Regions from separate parts of the Homo sapiens genome. Here region 2 is linked to region 1. A link is a loop called in an ENCODE intact Hi-C map of the cell type or tissue named here. Cell type or tissue: PC-3. All regions are shown on one strand. Links, peaks and the distances in the headings refer to the core of each region. The heading gives the core; the rest is flanking DNA.

Region 1 (13,267 bases), core at 3,945-8,944:
AAAGAGCGCTTTAAGCACCCTTTCATGTGAGTGCCTTTAGTGCTAGTTGACTTTTCCTTAGAAATTCATTTCACAGTCTTAGTGAAGATACACCAAGTATTTTGCAGTTTCATACAACTTTTGTTGAGATTGACCATTTCCTTTTCTTGAGGGAAATGGAATCCCTCTTGAGTTCTATGAAGCCATTGCTGACGGTGGCTGCGGTCTGGGTAGTCTTTTCAGTGGACAGTGGCATCGGTTGTCAAAAGGAACTTGACATTTATGATTACCACAGGTTGAAAGAAGCTACCATCTTTTTTTTGGCTGTGTCTGTACTGCAGTTCTATAAATGGTATAATGTTGTGGCCTTCAGGAACTACAAATTATTTTTAAGTGGTTATCCTGACTGAGCAAGCTGATTTGTATCAACTAGGTAGCTGAAAGTGAAATGTAATTTGCATCTATTAAGCCTTTAAACTTTCAAGCAAAATATGCTTTTCATAACATGGAGGAAAAAAAAGGTATTCATCATTTTCATAAATTAACCTGGTTGTAATATTAGTTTTTAATTCCATTTCAAGTTATATTTGTGTCCTAGCATACATTATAGCCTCTTAGATACTATCAGGCATATGAGGTCATTTAAATAGTATTTGATGATTTATTTGGTCAATTATTATAGAGATCTATAATAGATGTCTATAACAGAGCTGTTTTTGTTCTCTCTCTCTCACTTTTTTGAGAACAGTTGTAACATTGCTTTCTCTTTATGGCATTTGGGGTGATTTGAGGTGAGTGAACACTGGGATTTTTAGCAATTATGTTCATTTGTAATTTTTAAAGGTGTAAGACCTACAAAATGTTATTCTTCCAAAAAAATTTATATTGGCCTCATTTACATATATGAATGATAGTCCCTCTTTCCAGATACTCATTTCTGAGTTCAATGAATATTTGGTGAGTGCTTTCTTTGGGCAAAGCACCACATTAGAAAAGTCAGGGTGAATTTGGAATTAAAATATGACAAGTCCTTGCCCTTAAAAAGCTTATCATCTAGACCTGCACTGTCAGATACACTAGCTGCTAGCCCCGCTTTGATTATTGAGCACTAAAAAATGTGCGCAGTCCAAATTGAGATGTGCTGTAAATGTAAAATATGGTGGATTTCAAAGACTTGAAAAGAATCCAGGTATCTCCATAACTTTTATATTGACTACATGTGGAAATGATAGTATTTTGGATATTTTGAGTTAAATAAAATTATTGAAGTTTATTTTACCTGTTTCTTTTTAGATTTGTTAATGTGACTAGTAGAAAATTTTCAATTACATATGTGGCGCTCATACATTTTTGGACACCATTGATGTAGACATTGTCTCTGCTTCCTCCCAATACTGTCACTAAGGGAAAGTATTCATCTACCCAAAGATAATTAAGTGTCCACCCCATAAATACAAATGTTTATAACCACAAACAATAGCAATAGAAGCATAATGATTTCTTGTTAGCCCTTTAATTGGCCCATTATTATGTAAATATGTAGCTAGATAGCGTAGTTTTTTTTTCACTGTATGATAAAAAATAGTAGTAATGCTGAAACCAAGGTTTGTAGGTGCTCAGACAGGATAGGAATAATAAGAAAGGAAAGAGGGGAAAGGATGGCCATTCTCATCTAATAATGATTGCCTGAAGCATGTAAAGATGTCAAGGAAGCGTATCTGAGATTGTCACTCAACTGGGAATGATATAGGCAGAGGAGATAGCTCTGATCAAATCCTCACAAAATGCATTATATAGGAGAGAATGATGAGGATGACGATGACGATGATGGTGATGATGATAGCAGTAGTAATGTCAACCACATTAATTATACTTGACATTTATTGGGAGCATCAGAATCTTTAGTGGGCATTTCTACCTTATCTTGTTTAATAACAACAACCCTAGGATACAGTACTATTATTGTAGTCCCTGTTTTAGGGTTAGCTACACAGGAAGGGCTGGTGCAGAAGACAGACCAGAGCCTGACACCCAGTCTTTTTCACTTAGGTACTCTATAAAGGGCTGCCTGAGTTCATGCATTTTAACTCCCTTCTGCATTGGTGGTCAGAGGCCCTGCGGAAGCATTAGAGGCATCAGCCAACCAACTTTCCTTTTATGAGAGACCAAAGTGTTTGTAAGCTTGCAATGAGCTCTTAAAAGGCAGCTTTGTGTAGTTTTTACTATTTAGGTCCAAGAGATTAACTTGGAAGTTAATTTCAGTGAACTCCTTTTTGCCTTTCCAGTAATTCCAGTAAGTAAGACTCGAGGACTTGTAATGTAAAAATCTTAGTTAGGTCAGCCTCTACAGCGCTTTCATATTTATTATCTCCTTTGTGCCTTATCAAACCCTTTAAAGTAATTAAGAACAAGTAGTTATTTTCTTCATTTTATAAAATAGCAGCTGAGGTTTGGAGAGGTTTATTGACTTCCCAAGGCTGCACAGTTTGAGCATTGAGTCACTCGGGGTCCAACTGGAAAAAGAACATTTAAAATAGAGATAATTTAATATAAGGAATTATTACAGGTAGTGGAAGAACCAGGAGGCCAAATGAGATTGAGATTGGTGATGCCACCCAAAGGTTGTCAACAGCAGATAACTATCCCCACCCACAGGATAGAGAGACAGGGAGCAGGTGATGGGGCTTTGGGAACTCAGAGGGGATGCAGCGTTTGCTGGAGACACTCACCTTGCCCTGCAGAGAGAGGAGGAGGGAACCACCCATTCCCCGGCTTTGCCCTTCTTCTTACCCAGCCTTCAGTCTGCTGTCAGAGCCTCATGTGCATAACCCAGTGGGCATCCAGCTGAGTTGGGATCTGAAGAAGTCTTCCATGAGGGCTAGCCCTGTGGCTACCGAACAGAGCAGGGGAGGAGGAGGAGGAACTGACCTGCCTGGGTACTATTTAACCTCTGAAATGGGATGATAGGTCCTGCTTCACAGAGTTGAGGATTCATAATAGTAGCTCAGTAAAGGTTAGCTCACCTCCTTTCCATGGGCACAACTGCATTTAACGGCAGACAGTAGTTACCATGTGGCTTGAAAAGCTGAGGTATGTGGTGGTGAGAATTATTAGGATTCTGATCACCTCTCTGAGTGCTGTGAGCTACTGTGGATTTTTCTGGATCATGGGTTTTATTCTCCATACTTTATTCTCTTCATTCTTTTTGAAATGTTCTTTTTAATTCTTAAAGAAAAATTAATTGATAAAGAAAATCCATTATATCTTCTAACTCAAGGAACCTTCCAGTTTTGTCTGGAAGTATGGGGTAGTGGGTCACAAGATGAGACTGCCCCTGGAGAATGGATACAGGCCATGGAGAGGGTTGGTTTTCCCGTATTCCTGGTTGTATCTTATTTTTTATAGCCTGTGTTTTCAAGTTTTAGTCTTATTAAATTAATGCTTTCAAAGTAATGCTTTCAAAAGTACAACTAAATTACTTAAAAAATAAATTTATAATTGGAATAAAACATGGTTTAGCTAAAACTCCAGTTCTTTCCAGAGGACAAAATGTGATTTCTGTGTTGCCATTATAATTTTCAGTAAACCCAAGTGAATTTTACCATCATATTTAGATTGAGGGAGGAGGGGAGATGATTCAAATTACATTAAAAGATAATCTAATTTTTAGGTGCATTTCTTAAGTGCCATGAGCCACAGACTCAACTCAGCAGCCCTGCAAAGAATTTCTGAACTTGAAGAGTTGAATTTTCAGATGATGGAGGGATATTAGAGAGTCCAAGATTGTCAGTGGTGACATGTGATAGTAGTGATGTCATATGTGTGTAATATATTAGTGTTTTGACTTAAAATGAGAGATACAATACACATGCATATGAACAGGGCAGAGGGATTGGGTGGTGATCGGGGTGGAGTGGTGATGGCCCTGATTCAATCATCAGAAAAACTGACCAGTGATCTCTTAAGAAGGTCACCTGGAACAGCCCAGCCATCAGTGCCTTCACCCTTCCTGGCACCTCACCTCCTTTCTTCAGCTCTGAGAACTCACATTTAACTTCTAACATCCGCCTTCTACCACTGTGTTCCCTTTGTGAAGGGAACCACTAACTGCCCTCCACAGTGCTCACCACACCTCCGTTATCACATCCAGCAAATAACCCCCATTTGCATCTCTTCCCCATTTGTGGGCTATACAGGCATTGTGGTGAGATAGGTGAGAAGGCCAGAGTGTGGGAGAGGCAAGAGCTGAGATTGGAGAATCTGAATTACAGCATCCAAAGGTGTGTGGTGAGCACAGGCCAGTGCCTGCAGGGCTCCCCTTCCTGGTAGCCAAGCAAGAGCAGGATCCTGCATAGCGAAGCAGGTGGCCACATTGTCCTCCCCACAAGATCCATGCCCATCAGAAGGAAATTCCAGCCAAGGGCTGGGCAAGGACTCAGTTCTAGCCAGGCAGGCTAAGGATTGGATTAAGGATCCATGCCCATGAAGGGGCAGAGGGTAGGGAGAACTGTAGCCAGCCTCAGGAAATAAACAAAAAGCAGTCATAAGGATTCAGCCACCATGCCCAAAGATACACATGGCTGTTCATCTCCTGGGTTCAAGGCAGCAAGACTAAGCCAGACTTCACAAGCAGGTAGAAGTGGGTTCCTGGCCTGGGTAGCATGGACTCCCAGACTGGACAAGGTGAAGCCTACAGGTTGAAAGGTGAGGAGACCTTTGGTGAAGCCTACGAGTTGAAAGTGTCCAGACAGACTAGAACTGGCAACCTGCCTGACTGCCAGTCAGGATGAGAATACCCCTGTAGCTGAGATTATACTTTGATTGTACCTGCATTTCCAGTGCCTGGGACTTAGAACTTAACACATTATTAATAAGGTCACTTTCAGGTAGGATGATCATATGTTTCAGTTTGCCCAGGGCAGTCCCTGTTGATGTGGCATGTTTATTGATACCCACATTCACTCTTTTTAACTGTCCCACTTTAGATGTCATTCTACCTTGGGTAATATAGTTCACCAGTTGCTGGTGGTTCCAGCCATTCCTGTGGTTTGCAGGTGCTGGGGACCTCATGTGTTCCCTCCTGTCAGAACCTTCTGTTGGGACACCATTTCATTCCCAGTGCTCTCTCTCCAAAGGTCTCCTCTCTAAGTAGCTTGAACTTTAGTGAGTCAGTATAGAGTTGCGTAATGGACTGAAGGGTCAGCTTCAAAACTCTGGAATTAAAGCCTTGTTAGAATTGGTAATTGGTATGGCAGCCTGACTCTTGGAATAAGGATAGCATCCTGCTTTTTAATAAGGGGATTTGGTAATTAGCTTGCAGGTAGAATTTGTCCATGTTTTTATTTCTGGATAACTTTAATGAAATAAAATACAGTATAATTAGATGTGGCATTTTAAGCTTGCATTATAATACTTTTATGTAAAATCTAAGCATGACTTATAAATGCCTATATTTTATTCTCACATCAGCATCCATATTAATGCAAGGCCCTTCCAGTTCCAACTCTCAAAACTACTACGCAGTGTGTACTTTGTAGGATTGCCTGAGCTTCTTGGTTTTATAGTCTATATAAAATGGTATAGAGACCCTCTTAATCATATGTTCTGTGGCATATTATTTAAAACATGAGCTAGGTTCAGGAAGCTGTATTTAGAATGAATTTGGTGCCTGTGTGAAATTAATTGTACATTTACCCCTGGTAATTTTCTCTCAGTAGATGGGACTTAACAGCAGTGAGGCCTGGTAATGGTGACACAAGATTCATTGAAGCAGTTAAATTGCTTTAGTCACTGGCAGCATATGCCACTTAAAATACATTAATGATGAGATTTTGCTGGTTTTTAAAACTGCTTTTTATTTTAGTTTGATAAGCTAATTAATTTGGAAGGGACTTATGGTTTTAGAAAGGTATACAGTGATTCAGGAAAATGGCAGAACTGGACCTTCTGCAGTCCAAATTCACATTACTCTATTTTGCAAATGCTTTAGATTAATCACTTGAGTCTTCTGGATTCGGGCCATGCAGATATTGACGTTTTTATTGATTTCTTAACCCAAGCATGGCTTTTAATTAAAAAAAAATGGAGCTTACTATGGGTATGACATAAAGTGGATGTATATTGTTGCTCTCTGCCAAGTAGATACAAAGACTGTGAGCATGTCTGTGCCACTTCAGCAGATGTTTGTGTTAGGAAATCTTTCATTTGCATATAACACCTCTAAGTAGAAAAGCAGTGGATTTGAGATTTGCTGGAATTTTTAAATTACTCATTAATTTTGCAAAGTGGATTTACAGCAATGCATATTATAACATTTTGAGATAATTGTAATTATTTTAAAACTGTTTTTAAAATATATAGATTTCTACTTGGTGTTTGAAATGGTGATCCTACAAGTGGTGCTCTTTGAGTTCATTCATTCATTCATTCGGGGGCTCAAGAGACTTGATATTTAGCTTCTGACATCCCCCTTCTACCACCGTGTTCCCTTTGTGAAAGGAACCACTACCTGCTCTCCACAGTGCTCACCACAGCTCCGTTATTACATCCAGCAAATAATCCCCATTTGCATCTCTTCCCCATTTGTGGGCTATACAGGCATCGTGATGAGATAGGTGAGAAGGCCAGAGTATGGAAGAGGCAAGAGCTGAGATTGGAGAATCTGAATTAGAGTGTCCAAAGGTGTGTGGTGAGCACAGGCCAGTGCCTGCAGGGCTCCCCTTCTTGGAAGCCAAGCAACAGCAGGATCCTGCACAGCTAAGCAGGTGGTCACATTGTCCTCCCCACAAGATCCATGCCCATCAGAAGGAAATTCCAGCCAAGGGCTGGGCAAGGACTTAGTTCTTGGGAACTTGATCCCCTGCATGAATTTTTCCAGCCAGAGGCTATTTAAACATCATATGTCCTTTAGTGTAGTTTATTTAGGGTGTTAAGGCAGAAACAAAATAAATGCCTACATGTATAAGCTGGTGATTCTTAGTGTGGTAAAACAAAAGAGACTTCTTCCGTTTGTTGACCTTTTAAAACAGGTGGTGAGTTGTATTTGCACACAAAGGGGAAATGCAGATGATTATCAGTTTTGTACAAATTTGTATTTGTTCTGTCTGCAGCCCAGGAACGTGCACTCTCAGGCCGCAGGGCCTTCTCTAAGGAGGTGCTGGCTCCCCTCACAACAGAGGCAGGCTAGCTTTTTTCTGATCCTTCCCCCAGGCTTGTGAGCTTCTTCCAACATTGCAGTCTCTTTACTACCCCAAATCCATGTAATTGTTGTTCACTCTGATTGGCTTTCTCTTCTCCACATAATATATTAAAATCTAATATTTGAAGTTTTGTATTTTAAACCATTTTGATTTTAGCACTTTAGCTGTAGACTTTGGATTACATTACTAAAATTGGGCTTATTTTTTTTCCATTGACAAGTATAATCTGCTCTTTTTTGTGATGTATTAGACAACTCTATGTGTAATGTGGCCGTAGGCTCCGTGGAGGATTCAATAAGCCAAAAATAAATTTTTTCAGCCTGAATTCTGCTTCTTAAAAGTGTATACTCTGGTTGGGAAGGTTTACAGATTTTACAAACATGTGTTGTCTCTATGGTACTGACTTTAAGCACAAAAGGATTTAAGAGAAGAGAGGTTAGCCACACTCAAGTAAAGTAAACCCTTTCACCGAAGGCCTAGGGTTTCAGCCAGACCTCTAGGATGGGGCCACATTTGGAGATGAAAGGTTAGGACAGAGAATAATATGGGCAGGGAAATCAGCACTGGCCCCAGAAGTGGCTGAGGAACATAGATATCCTACTCTGGGAAGCTGCAATCTAACCTGGAACAATTAGGTGAGCACACCTACTGAGTTGTTTTGAGGAATAGAAAGAAGCAAAACACTGAGTCCCAGGCTTAGCACATGGAGAGCACTCAAGAACTGGCAGAAGTAGCCATTGTTGCAGGAATGGTTATAGTGAGAGGAGTGGGCTGCGACTCAGGGCATCAGGAGACTTAGGCCTTCCCGTAGGCGAGACTGACACCACATCCTGCCCTGGACTCAGGGCCTTCCTACCCAGGAAGGAAGAGAGTAGACCACCCTCTTCCCTTCCAGCCTCCAGCTGGACACCTGTAGGCAAGTTACCTTATCTCTCTGGAACTGAAGATCTTGATAATACTCGTGTTATAGGATTGTTGAATACATAGTAACTGTGTAATTAATAAATTTGAGCTATATATGATTCCAAATTCCTAGGCCAGAAGATTCAGACAGTGGGACCATAAGGGAAATGGGCCAGTGACATAAGGAAGCTGGTCAGGAAGCCAGGGTGAATTTGGTTTTACAGGAATTTGAGGAAAGAGCTGAAAAAGAGATATGGTAGAGACCCAATTTATAAGTCAGAACACAGAGGATGCTGTTATCAAAAAAAAAAAAGTTTTGTTAACAGATTTATCTCCATGTGGCCGTTTGGTAGGCAGTGAACATTTTGTTACAGAAATACTCATTTGAACATTGACTGGTATTGCTATAGAATTGTAATTATTTGATTTTTAAATAAATATTATAGATAAAACAGCCAAAGTTGAAAAATCTTAAAATTTAATTATTTACCTATCTGTCCTTGTACTATCAACTTTGTCTTCATACTATTTTACATCCAAAAGACCTCTTGTACTGAGATGTTTCGAAAAATTCTTTTGAAGATGCTTGATATAAAAGTTATATGATCTGTCACCCCTCAATTGAAGAAACAAAAAAATGACTTATGCTTCTTTTAAAAACACATATACCTTACATAAACAGTTATTTTGATAAGTTAAAGAATTAGCTTATTTTGTCTTTCTTTTAGTTCCAAGGCCATCATTGGCTTTATTAAGATGACCAGTTCATTGAAAAGATTTTCTATTCTGACTATCAAAATTGGTCCGGCCAGAGGCTATAGAAGATAAGGCCCATTCCCTTTAAAAGTTTACCTTCTACTTGAGGAGATAAGACTGACCCACATAAAACAATTAGATAACTGAATAAGACTGTAATTAATTATGCTAAATTACAGGGTAGACACTATAAATACCGTAAGAGTTTAGAGAAGAGAGAACACTGAGGGCTGAACTAGGGTGGCTCATGAATGGTTTGGAACTTATGAGTGTTTTGTAGAAAGCTGAGTTTCCCTTTTATGTAATTCATTATTTAGTTTCTTTTCTTATTTTTCCAATCTAATTGTCCCCCTCCACATACACATTAATTTCTTTTCTTTTTTTTTTTTTTTTGAGATGGAGTCTCACTCTGTTGTCCAGGCTGGAGTGCAGTGATGCAGTGGCGCAATCTCAGCTCACTGCAACCTCCACCTCCGGGGTTCAAGCAATTCCCCTGCCTCAGCCTCCCAAGTAGCTGGGATTACAGGCGCCTGCCACCAGACCTGGCTAATTTTTTGTATTTTTAGTAGAGATGGGGTTTCACAGTATTAGCCAGGATGGTCTTGATCTCCTGACCTCATGATCCACCTGCCTCGGCCTCCCAAAGTGCTGGGATTACAGGCATGAGCCACTGTGTCCAGCCACACACATTAATTTCATATGCAGATAAACCATTTGGTTAAAAAAGGCCCCAGGAAGAAGTTATTTTCCTACAAGACAAGATAGGAAATAATAAACAAAGTGATCACATAATAAATTGTCAGTGGGGCAATTCTCCTTAATTTTAAAATAATTATGGAATTATTAAAATTTCTGACTTGAAGAGTTACTATTCTTTGTTTGCTCTGGTGGATGTGATGTGTCCCAGGGCAATAGCTTTGCCCCTGCATGCTGATGGATCTCTAAGAAACTTTCCTTCTCACTCCTGCATCAACCCCTGGATTGCATTTTTTCCCTCAACCCCAAGCAGTGCCAGAGTTAAAGATTAAAAAATGAGGAAAATAATTTTTTTTTCAAAGTTATCCTGAAATAGTGAAGAACCAGCACAGTGTAGGGGAAAGAAAATTAATGATTGAGAAGTTACTCTTAGAATTGATCATATTTTTCGCATTATGTGATTCAACTTGCATACCTTTTAAAATTCAATGCAATTTACTAGACAGTTATTACCAATTAAAGTTATATAACTACATCTTTAAATAGCTCTGTAGTATAGGAAGTCAGCAGGCTCTGTAATGTGCTGAATATGAAACTACATATCCACAGTTGAGAAACACAGTTTTCACACCAAATTTTGCCAGCCACTTAAGTACCATTATAATAGATCATAAATTAAAATGTATTAACATCATTATTTTCACTAGAATCTAAAGGATCACTAGTGTAATTTATAGGAGCTCGGTGCTTACCGTTAAGTTTTTCACTACTGGAGAAAACTGTGAATTTTATTGCAGTTTGCACTGGACACAGATGTAGACTGTGGCTTTATATATTTACTTTCAGGAAACATTTTGGTAGTAGTGAAAATGCTTTGCCAAAAGAGTGTTGTTGTGAAAGCAGTATTGTATGTCATTATGGTCCTATGATTTCACAATTAGAGATACCCTTGTTTTAAAGGCAGATGTAACCCATTACATATTTGAATTATTTGGAACCTTTAACCTGACTTTGAAAGCTTCCTGTTACAGAAATTGGAAATTTGTTTTCTTCACATGTAGCTGTTTTGGGTGCTGTAGGTTTATCCACATTGCAAATAACAGGAGAGTGTGAAATGGAATCATCTGAATAATTCCAGTCACAAAGTGCTTTGAGTGAGGTCATTTGATCATTTTTTAGATAAAAATATTCTGGAGATTATGGGGATCATTGCTTCAAATTTGTACTCTTATGTGAATACTTATACAAGACTTAAATGATCATTTTAATTAAATTGATGGGCTTTAAAATTAACACAAGACTTTGAGAAATGGTTTTTTTTCCCTATGGGTGTGGGGATGCAGCCTTCTGAAGCTTTTTGAGAGGGCAGCTGGCTATCTTTGACAGTTTCCTAGTATATCTTGGGCATCACATACGTTTGGTTGTGCATCAGTTAAACAAGACTCAGAGAGGGTGACGTTCATTCTGTTTCTTCTGTGATAGGATTATCTTTCAACAAATCCTAAGTGTTTAGAGTATTGCAGTGACACATTTATGATGGTATTTGTCTTTGTTATTCTTCCATGAAGAAATAATTTCAGACTGAAATGTATTTATTGAACAGGATCTAATGTACAGTGTACCAAATTCCAGGCAGTGTTTAGAGCAGTTTTCAAATATGAACTCATCTTATCATTGTAACAACCCTGTGAGGTAGGTACCATAAATAACATTTGGGGAATAGGTATTATTTTGATGGCTATTTTACAGGTGAGGAAACCGAGGCACAGAGGACATGCAGTGCTAGCTCACATCTTGTGGCGCATAGTATTTCTGTGGGTGATTCCTAAACTAGAAAGTTGATAAACTATTGAATTATTTTGTTCTACTCTGGTATAAAGAAAACCATTTCACAGCTATCAATAAAAGTTTTTTGTGTGCTTGATTTTGCTGTTTTTATTAATAAAATTGTGTTACTTATATCTATAAATTATGTAGTTTTCATTTCTTCCCTGTTTCCCAGATTGTCATTTCTCTTTTGGATAGCCTTAAAATTTCCTTCACAACTCTGTAAAACATTTATTCTCTGCCTTTACTCTGGCATTTAAGGTTGACATTTTCTCTTAGGAAGTGATAATCTTCCTCTTTGTCTTCTAAAGTTTATGTTAATAAGGCCATGATTCTAAACTTCTTAGAGGAAGGGAGGTGAGTTTGCAGATCCCTTTGAGAATCTAATCACAGTCTTGTAGAGCCTCTGAAACTCCCCTGTGACCTTTCAAAGACTAACATCTAAGTTAGAGATGCCTTTGTCTTTGAAAGCACAGGTGAATTTAGGGACTACAGTCCTTTAAAAGAGAATAACTTTTCCCATAAAACTGTCCATTATATGTAGTACATTTGCAGGCTGGTGGCCAAGTAAACAACTTGTAGATATAAGTGGATCACCTGTAATCCATCTGAACTAGAATTATCTTGTATTTTTTTCAATTGATACATTATTATTATATATATTTGTGGGAGTACATGTGATATTTTGATACATGCATACAATGTAAAATGATCAAATCAGGGTAATTAGGACATCAGTCATGTCAAACATTTATAATTTCTTTGTGTTGAGAATATTCCAAATCTCCTCTTTTGAAATATACAATAAAGTATTAATGACTATAGTCAACCTACTGTGCTGTCAAACTCTAGAACTTATTTCTTCTGTCATTTTATACCCATTAACCATCTTCTCTTTATTCCCCCTCCTTCCTGCCCTTCCCAAGCCTCTGATAACCACCATTCTACTCTCTACCTCCATGAGTTTAAGTTTTTTAGCTCTCACCTATGAGTACATGTGACATTCGTCTTTCTGTGTCTGATTTATTTAATGATGTCCTCCAGTTCCATCCATGTTGCTGCAAATGACAGTATTTTGTTCTTTTTATGGGTGAATAATATTCCATTATGTATACTTACCATATTTTAAAAACCTATCCATCCATTAATGGACTCTTAGATTGAGTCCATATTTTGGCTATTGTGAATAGCACTGTGATAAACATGGATGTGCCGGTATTTCTTCAATGCACTGATTTCCTTTCTTTTGGATATATATCCAGCAGAGGGATTACTGGATTATATGGTAGTTCTATTTTTAGCTTTTTTGAGAAACTTTCATACTGTTTTCCAAAATGGCTATACTAATTTACATTTCCACTAACAGTATACCTTTCTTCACATCTACACCAGCTTTTTTTTTCTCTTTTTGATAATAGCCAATTTAACAGGGATGCGATGATATCCTCATTGTGGTTTTGATAAGCATTTCCCTGATGATTAGTGATGCTGAGCGTTTTTTCATATACTTGTTGGCCATTTGTATGTATTTTTTGAAAATGTCTATTTAGATAATTTGCCCATTTTTAATTGCTTTTTTTTGCTGCTGTTATTAATGCCTCATTGGACAGTTTGCACATATTTTCTCCCATTCTGTAGACTCTCTCTTTTCACTCTGTTGATTGTTTCTTTTGCTGTTTTTACAAATGTAATCCCATTTATTTATTTTTGTTTTTGTGACTTGTGCTTTTGAAATCTTATCCTAAAAAACATCTTGCCCAGCTGAATTGTTTCCCCAGTGTTTTCTTCTAGTAGTTTCATAGTTTCAGGTCTTACATTTAAGTCTTTAATCCATTTTGATTTGATTTTTGTATATGGTAAGAGATAGGGATCTAGTTTTATTCTTTGCATATGGATATCTGGTTTTC
Region 2 (7,456 bases), core at 370-5,369, 97 kb before region 1:
AGTGTATCAGTATTTTTCTTTATGGTTATTATTTTTGAGTCCTGTTTCAGAAATGTTTACTTAGCCTAATTCTATGAAGATAGTCATTTATTTAACCACTGGAGTCTTATTGTTCTATTTTTCATGTTTAGATCTGGATTTCATTTTGTGTGTGTGGTGTGAGGTAGGGTTAAAGATTTTCTTTCCATATAAATATCCAATTAATTCAGCACCATTTATTTGAAAATAGAATCTCTTTCCCACTGCACTGCATTGGTCTTCGATCCTAGATCAAGTGGCCATTTATGTATGGGTCTGTTTTTGGAGTCTATTTTGTTACATACACATAAAGTCCTTATATACTTACCACACTGTCTTTCTGGCTAGGTATATACCTAACAGGAGTTACTCCATATGTATATTGAAAGACATTTCCAAGAGTCCTTAAAGCAGCATTAATTCTAACAGTCCCAAATTGAAAGCAACAACTCAAATGCCTATCTTATAAAATAGCGTATCATACAGTGGAATCCTATGAGGAAAAGGAAGAAAGAACAGAAACAGCAGATGACTGCCCTATGCACTGCTTGAGTCTCCCAAGCATAATGCTAAGGGAAATAAACCAGCCACAAAAGAATACATATTTTTGATTATAATTATATAAAGTTCAAAAGCAGCTAAACTAATTTGGAGTGGTAGAAGTTATAATAGTGGTTACACTTGGGGATAATAATTGAGGGAGGAAGCAAGGGTCCTACTGGGTGCCAGTGATGTTTGGTTTCTGCATCTGGTTGGTGATTCCAAATGTGGGTTTACTTTGTAAAAATCCATTAGGTTTTACACTTAGGATTTTTTTTCTGGAAGTCTATCATACTGCAACAAATTAAGTTTATTCAAACAATTAAATTGTGAACATTAATCAAACTCAGATACCAATTGGTTACTTCCTCCTGCACTATTTAGGGCCGTGCCTTTTACAGTTTTTTGCTGTCTGTGGATCAGCATGTGAAACATTTCTGCTGCTGTGGACACTTGTACGTGGTGAGACCTGCTAAAGCCCTGCACTAGTTGATGGCCTGGAGAGGGGGTGGGTGGAGAGAGGGGCAGCTTGCTGGAAGAGCCTGAGGACTGGATCTTCCTTGGAATATACTGAAAGCACAAAAGGAGCTGGGCCTGGGTGGAAAGTTGACACATTAGTGAAGAGTGTGTTGGTCACTGCAGTCATCTTACACTGCAGTCGTGATTGCTTGGAGTTTTTATGATTTGTTTAGTGTAGTTTTGAGCTTCAGGTGCACTCGAAAGTTTTAATATTTGAAAATGTGCTGCTCATAATAAAACTTTGAGAACCACTCGTTTGTGGAGCACCTGCTCTTCACATAACAGTTTTCTAGATAGAGCTTTTTGGTCTCAAAAGCAGTTAACAGAGCAAAACCAGTTATCCAGATATACGGACAAAATGGAGAGTTGTTTGATCACTGCTAAGTAATAGCATACCTAGGATCTCAGGTGGTCGGTCAACAGAGAGTTTTAGCTCTACTGAACACTTATTCTGCCTAATCTAAATATTCTTTTGGGTAGGAAAGGACGAAGGGGAAATAATCTTCAGATGGGTCATTTTAAGACACATTGGAATTACCTGGATTCTAAAACATACTAATGTGAAGACCCCACCTGGCTGCAATTGAATCAGAACCTCTGGGGGTTTCCTAAAGTGCCCTGGGAGATTTTAAAGTATAGCCAGGGTTAACAACAGCTGTGAAACCTTTCTTATATGTTGGGTTCTCGACTTCCCTGTGTAGCTCTGTTAGATATGAGAGAACAAACAGCTCCCGGAATCCTGCAGATGATAGTTGGTGAGCATGTGGCTGGTGGGGTGTAGGGGGCAGGATTAAACCTTAACTTGCCGCGGTGGAGTTTTTCTTTAAGGGAGTCGAGCTGCCCTTTTTTGGAGGGGATATAAAATGTCAATGAAGGGGAATAATTCCTTAGTAAAATTTGGAGAAATAGATTTTATATGTGAAAATGACAGTCTGCCCTATGTGTCTTTTTTTGATCTAGGTAAAGGTAAAAATTATGTCAATTAAAAAAAAAAAAGGCCCTGGGTTGGTTATTTGGAGCCTTAATCCCCCTTGATTAATCATTACTGTGCAGCTCCTAGTCCCTGTAGTTCCTGGCGAGTCCCTGGGCTCTTGTCCATCCCTCACAAGAGAAACTATATAGGTGTACCCATGGCATTCTGCAGCATGAAGGAGGAGCCTCCCTAGGAAAAATTGTCTTTAGAAAGAATTAGTTTGGCAGAGGCACTAGCACTATTTCTAGAGAGAGGTGATTGGATGTTTCACTTTGCTAAATGAGTGTAGTAAAAACGCTGTTTACTCACAGAAGATTATAAATCGGCACTTGCCAGACAGGTGTCTGTTTGTAAGGGTGATTTATGCGGGGAGGATGTGAACCATCTGGTGATGCTCCAGTGCTCCGCCCGAGGGTGGGCTGACATCTGGGTTGGCACGTCATGACCTTTGCGTGAATGTGTACTTTCTGAATGCTAGAGCATTTTCCTCTTGCCATGCTGACCTTCGCGGTAAAGAGGAATGAACATTGAACTCCTGAGGCATCTATAAAACATATTTTATTGGCTGCAAAGCAGTAACATGAAGATTTCAGTCGTTACTTGTTTGTAACCTTAGTTATGCAGTGTGTACTCATTTTCTCCTCAACTGGACTGCACAAATTATTAGAGGTTGTCATTCCCATTTATTTTTTTAGGTCATTTTTTTTTTCTCTTCCACATTGACAAGGATGAGTCTTCTAGCCAAGAAGCTTGTGCCCCTCACTTGTCTTGAGTAGGCACCAAGGAAGAGTAGTGACCTGAGGGGAAGGCCAAGTCCTTGGAGACCCCTGTTTAGAGGCCGGAGAGGCACCAACAGTTTGGCAGCAGCAAAGTTTTCTCAAGCTGTCCCTATCTTGATTGTGACACAATTGTTAACACATATACCTTTGACAGGCAGTTTTATTTACGTATTCTAAATGGGAGGTGTAGTAGAAATGAACTTTAATATTCTTTGGGGAGAGAAAATCTACAGCCTTTTTTTTTTGGAACATTCAGTACTCAGTAATATTTACCAAGTGAAGAATAAGAGAGGTTTCCTTTCCTACAGCATAATTAGCCAGATCTTACCCATCTTCATTGTTAGGAAAAAAAGTATTGTTGAAAAAGATTTTAAAATAGTTAAATAGCCCTTTTGTCCTAAGGAATAGCTGCCGGGTATGAATGCTACCCGGAGGGGTCTGGAAGCAAGAGAGTGAAATAGTGCGAGAGAAACAGGCACATAGCCACATAGCAAGCGTTCTACTGGGCTCCTTACTGGGAAGTTGGTGAGATGTGTGGCCTCTGTGGCAGTGGCCCTGACCTGTCCTCATCATTACTGGTTGCCAGACAGTAAAGTAAGACAAGGTGGAGGATGGCTTAGAAGATACCACCAAAATAACAGGGCTTGATAAAGCTGTCCCCAGATACAGTTTGGCAACTCTCAGGGCCGTCATTCCTGGGAACAACAGGGACCACGGGATCTATTAGTTATGTTCCAAAATGGCACTTAAAACCTTTCCACACCAGGTCACACATGGAAAATGATATAATTGTCTAGATAACATGAGGAGATTGCTTGGGGCCAGAGGCCCCAGCCAGCTGTGGCAGGGGTTGGAGGGTGGAGGGGGAGGGGGTTGCGGGGACCCACGCCTTGGCAGGCCATTTGGCAGTAATACTTGGCAGTAACCATTAGTGCTGTGCTGGGGCGTGTTTGTCAGGAGGTTGTGCTTCAAAAGGTGGTAGAGAGAAGAATGGAGGAACAAGGAAAGGTACAGTAAGCTGCAGAGTGCTGTGTATCTGTCACTATCGAGGGGATGCCCTTTGCACCATGATTCTCACTTTAGTGGTGAGTTGAATCTTGGCCTCAAGGCATGTCATGGAGCTGTGGCCACTGTGGAAACAACACCAGCAGACAGCTTAGCCTGTATATGGATGGAGCGTCTCAGCAGGGAGAGGAACAGTTGAGCATCTACCTTCACAAGAGGGCTGCTTTTCTACATAGAGAGGACTGTTAGTCCAGCCTTAGGCTTTTCTGCTGTATCTAAACAGAGCAGCCCATTGGGGTCATGTTTGAAAACAGCAACAACAGAGTATCAAGTAGGTACAGAGGCTGAATTCCCTGAATTTCTGTGCAGAAGTTCACACCAGAGACCTGGACACTAGTTGGGGAGCTGGCCTGTGGAGACCAAGAGCTGCAACTTGAGAGTCATGAGTTCTGATTCGGGTCTGCACCTCTGCTTGGTTGAAGTGTTAAATGTGTCCAGAAGACTGTGTTTTCTCCTCTTTTTTCTGTAAAAAGTGCGTGAAATCTTGTCTGCTTGATTTCTTGTATGTCTTTTCGGGACCAGGGCAAGTACTTTTCGCATGACTGACATGGTAAGTAAAACCTGTATGGATCTTGGGAAGAGCTCTTGGTCTGAATGATTCAGTTTTTGCTATTTTGCTGTTGATTTGATTATTTATGTGAGAAAGATCTGTGCTGTTCCTGAAAATTTGCTAATAAATCCATTAAAATATCCCCCCCGCCGCCCCCCGTCAAAACACCCTAACAAGAAACTATCCTATTTTAGAGGGCACGTTTACTTTTTCCCATCTCTTATTTGAAATGTTCTTTTCAACATTCCCTGCTTTGCTTTTTTGAATATCATGTTTTAGTTTTTTATTTTTATTTTGGTTCACTGTGGCTTTGGTTTAATTACCCTTTTAAATGGAAACATGTAACTGCAGGCCCAGTCCATCATTTGTATTAGTTTTCAGCACTCTGAACTTGGGTGGGTTGGGCACGATTGTTTTAGTTGCTACCTGGATAAGACTGTTGAGATCTTAATCTCAGAGTCTTGAAGAATTCTGTTACTGAGGTAGCAGTGACTGTTTACTAAAGAAAATAACCTTCATTTTTTCTTCTTGACAGAGGTAAAAATTCAGAGAAGAATTTAAGAAGTCAGGGCAATAAGATTAATTTAAACAGTTATTTCTGTGTGTTTAGTATTGTCACTAGACTTAAAAAGACAATAAAAATTTTAACTGATAAAATTACAAATCATCCTTGTTTTCCTCATAGAGCATATCAAATTCAGAAGAAAGAAGCTATAAACTTTATATCTAGCATGCATTTTGACTTTTAAGAAAATCAGTTAAACTCTGTATCTCACCGTATTCTCTCTACAGTATATTGAAATAAAGCTATATGTTGATTTGCTCATTTCATTAGGATTATTATCCTGATGTTTTAAAAGGTTTTTAAAGCTCCTGAAGCAAGATGTTATAAAAATGCAAAAAACTTCATAACCAAAAAAGTCTGGGAAAGTTAGTTTGTATGCTAATAACACCTCATATTTGCATAGCTCTTTCATCCCTGCAAGACCACCTTTAACATCAGCTTAGTGGGCTCTCACAATGCTCCCGTTCGGTGGACATCATCAGTGGCCTCCATTTTGCAGGTGAAAAAGTTGAGGCCCATGTAAAATACACGTGGTCACACTAGACTTTGGCAAGGTTGGGCTTTGGACTCAGATCTGCTGGTTACTCTCCATGCCACTTGGGTACCTTCTCACATTTTATACGTGTAAATTGGGAAGGTAGCAATTCATTTCTCTCTCACTTCAAAAATGGAAACTCAGTATCATCAAAAGATAATCTTGGAGTGGCACTGTTTGAGGTGGTGAATTGTTTGCTAGTTGAGAAACCAAAGAGTTGTTTTTCTTCTGTGAAAGGAACTGAAGTTTAACGCCTTGATTGTGTGTTGCTGGCCCACTGTTACTTAGAAAAATTAACTGCTCCACTGCTTATTTTGATAAGGCAGAGCAGCTGTTTGTCCTTGAAGTTTCAAAAAATTATATTTATGCACTAAATTTATTTGGCAAGTCAGACCTGTTTGTTCCAATAAAGCAACAGTATCTCCCCTGGCCATTCTGGAAGCCACCTGTTGCTTTCAAGAGTTACATGGAAGGGGCTGCTCCTGAGATATTAAAGACTCTTCAGAATGTGGGGGCCACATACTGGAGCCATGTGACCCAGTGGGGAGCTGGTGCTGATGAGGTCAAGGTCTCAGGCTGTCCTCCTTTGTGTAGGGAGCTTTGCAGAGAGCAGGACTCCACTCCATAGTCCAAGTCTGCATCCTCGACTTGGGCAGTGCCCACACAAATGGGCAACTGTTGGCAAGGGCATCTATGTATGTCCATCCTGTCACCACCCCCTCACCGTCCTTAGCATATAGTCTTACCACTTGTGTCTTAGAGAAACCCTTTAGCCTTTGTCTTGAGACCTGTACACTGGTCCTCCTCTGTTAATTAACAGGCAGGGAGCTGCCTCTCCTCCAGTTGTCCCTGTACTCTGGATCGCATCCTCTCCCTCCTGTGTCTTTAACTTCTCTGTCTGTGCCGTGTTTCCCCCATCAGCCTGTAAGCATTCTCACGTTCTAAAAAACAAGAAAGGTAGCAGTAGCCTCTCTCTAGCCTTCTCAGCTCTCTCTTCAGCTACCTCCTAAACTCTCTTCTCCCTGTTTTCAGCTGTATCTAAAGAGTGTCTGTGATCTCTTTCTGCATTTGCTTTCCTTCCATTCACCCCTCCACCCTGCCCCGCTTGTGAAGATCATCAGGGCTGTCTGTGCCACACAGTGAATAGGTCTCCTTCTCTCATTCCATGCCTCATTCTGGACAACTTGTTCCATAGCCATAGCTGCAGTTACCCATGGATTCACTGGTGACTCTCACATTGATGTTTCCAGCTCAGATTTGCCCTCTGAGCCCAGACACTGCTGTCTGCTCTGCATCCCCTCTAGCATGCCCCCAGCCATCTCACTACAATGTATTCACATCCAACCTTCCCTGTCTTATCCTGCCCCCTCCTCCTATCTGGTCCTTTTCTGAAGTTATTTAGTTTGGCAGATGACACCACTATCCATTCTCCTTTATGGCCATTGAATCGGACTGGATGAAAGAGAGAGTATTTTTTTTAAGGAGTTGGCAAGGTTAAGAAATTACAGCAAGGTCTTCTTTCATAAGAGAGTGCATTTACCTTTTTGAAGAGAAATGATCAGTTCTGATAGGGGCTGCTATTAAAATTAAACAATTGCGTGATTTCCATGCATTTACCTTTTTCTAAGAGAAATGATCAGTTCTGATACATGCTGCTATTAAAATTAAACAAGTGCATGATTTCTATAGCAAGAACATGGGCTGAACTGAATTAAAGTGATTTAACTCTTAAGTGTAACTTTCTCTCTAAAATGCTTTGGGGCCAGGCACGGTGGCTCATGCCTGTAATCCCAGCACTTTAGGATGCCAAGGCAGGTAGATCACTGAAGGTCAGGGGTTTGAGACCAGCCTGGCCAACATGGTGAAACCCTGTCTCTATTAGAAATACAAAAGTTAGCTGGGCATGGTGATG

What was found. A loop is a pair of places that touch in the nucleus more often than their neighbours do. Peaks named below come from ENCODE experiments on the same cell type or tissue, not always from the same donor. Only the 100,000 strongest peaks of a DNase experiment are listed, where the experiment ranks them.
Region 2: it touches region 1 in a loop (5-fold over the local background); 4 of 110 quality-filtered maps call a loop at or near these places.

Annotation. Positions count from the first base shown.
Region 1 is chr3:16,988,319-17,001,585 of GRCh38, forward strand. All of the region lies in intron 1 of PLCL2 (phospholipase C like 2), which reads left to right. Among named protein-coding and RNA genes, the nearest start is that of PLCL2-AS1, 60 kb to the right of the region's middle. RefSeq lists an enhancer at 11,573-12,098. In PC-3, for the core only: no CTCF peak of the experiment used is centred there; a DNase peak (open chromatin) is centred at 6,923; H3K27ac peaks cover 2,464 bases.
Region 2 is chr3:16,895,241-16,902,696 of GRCh38, forward strand. All of the region lies in intron 1 of PLCL2 (phospholipase C like 2), which reads left to right. Among named protein-coding and RNA genes, the nearest start is that of PLCL2, 14 kb to the left of the region's middle. In PC-3, for the core only: no CTCF peak of the experiment used is centred there; a DNase peak (open chromatin) is centred at 2,491; H3K4me3 peaks cover 1,343 bases; H3K27ac peaks cover 1,663 bases.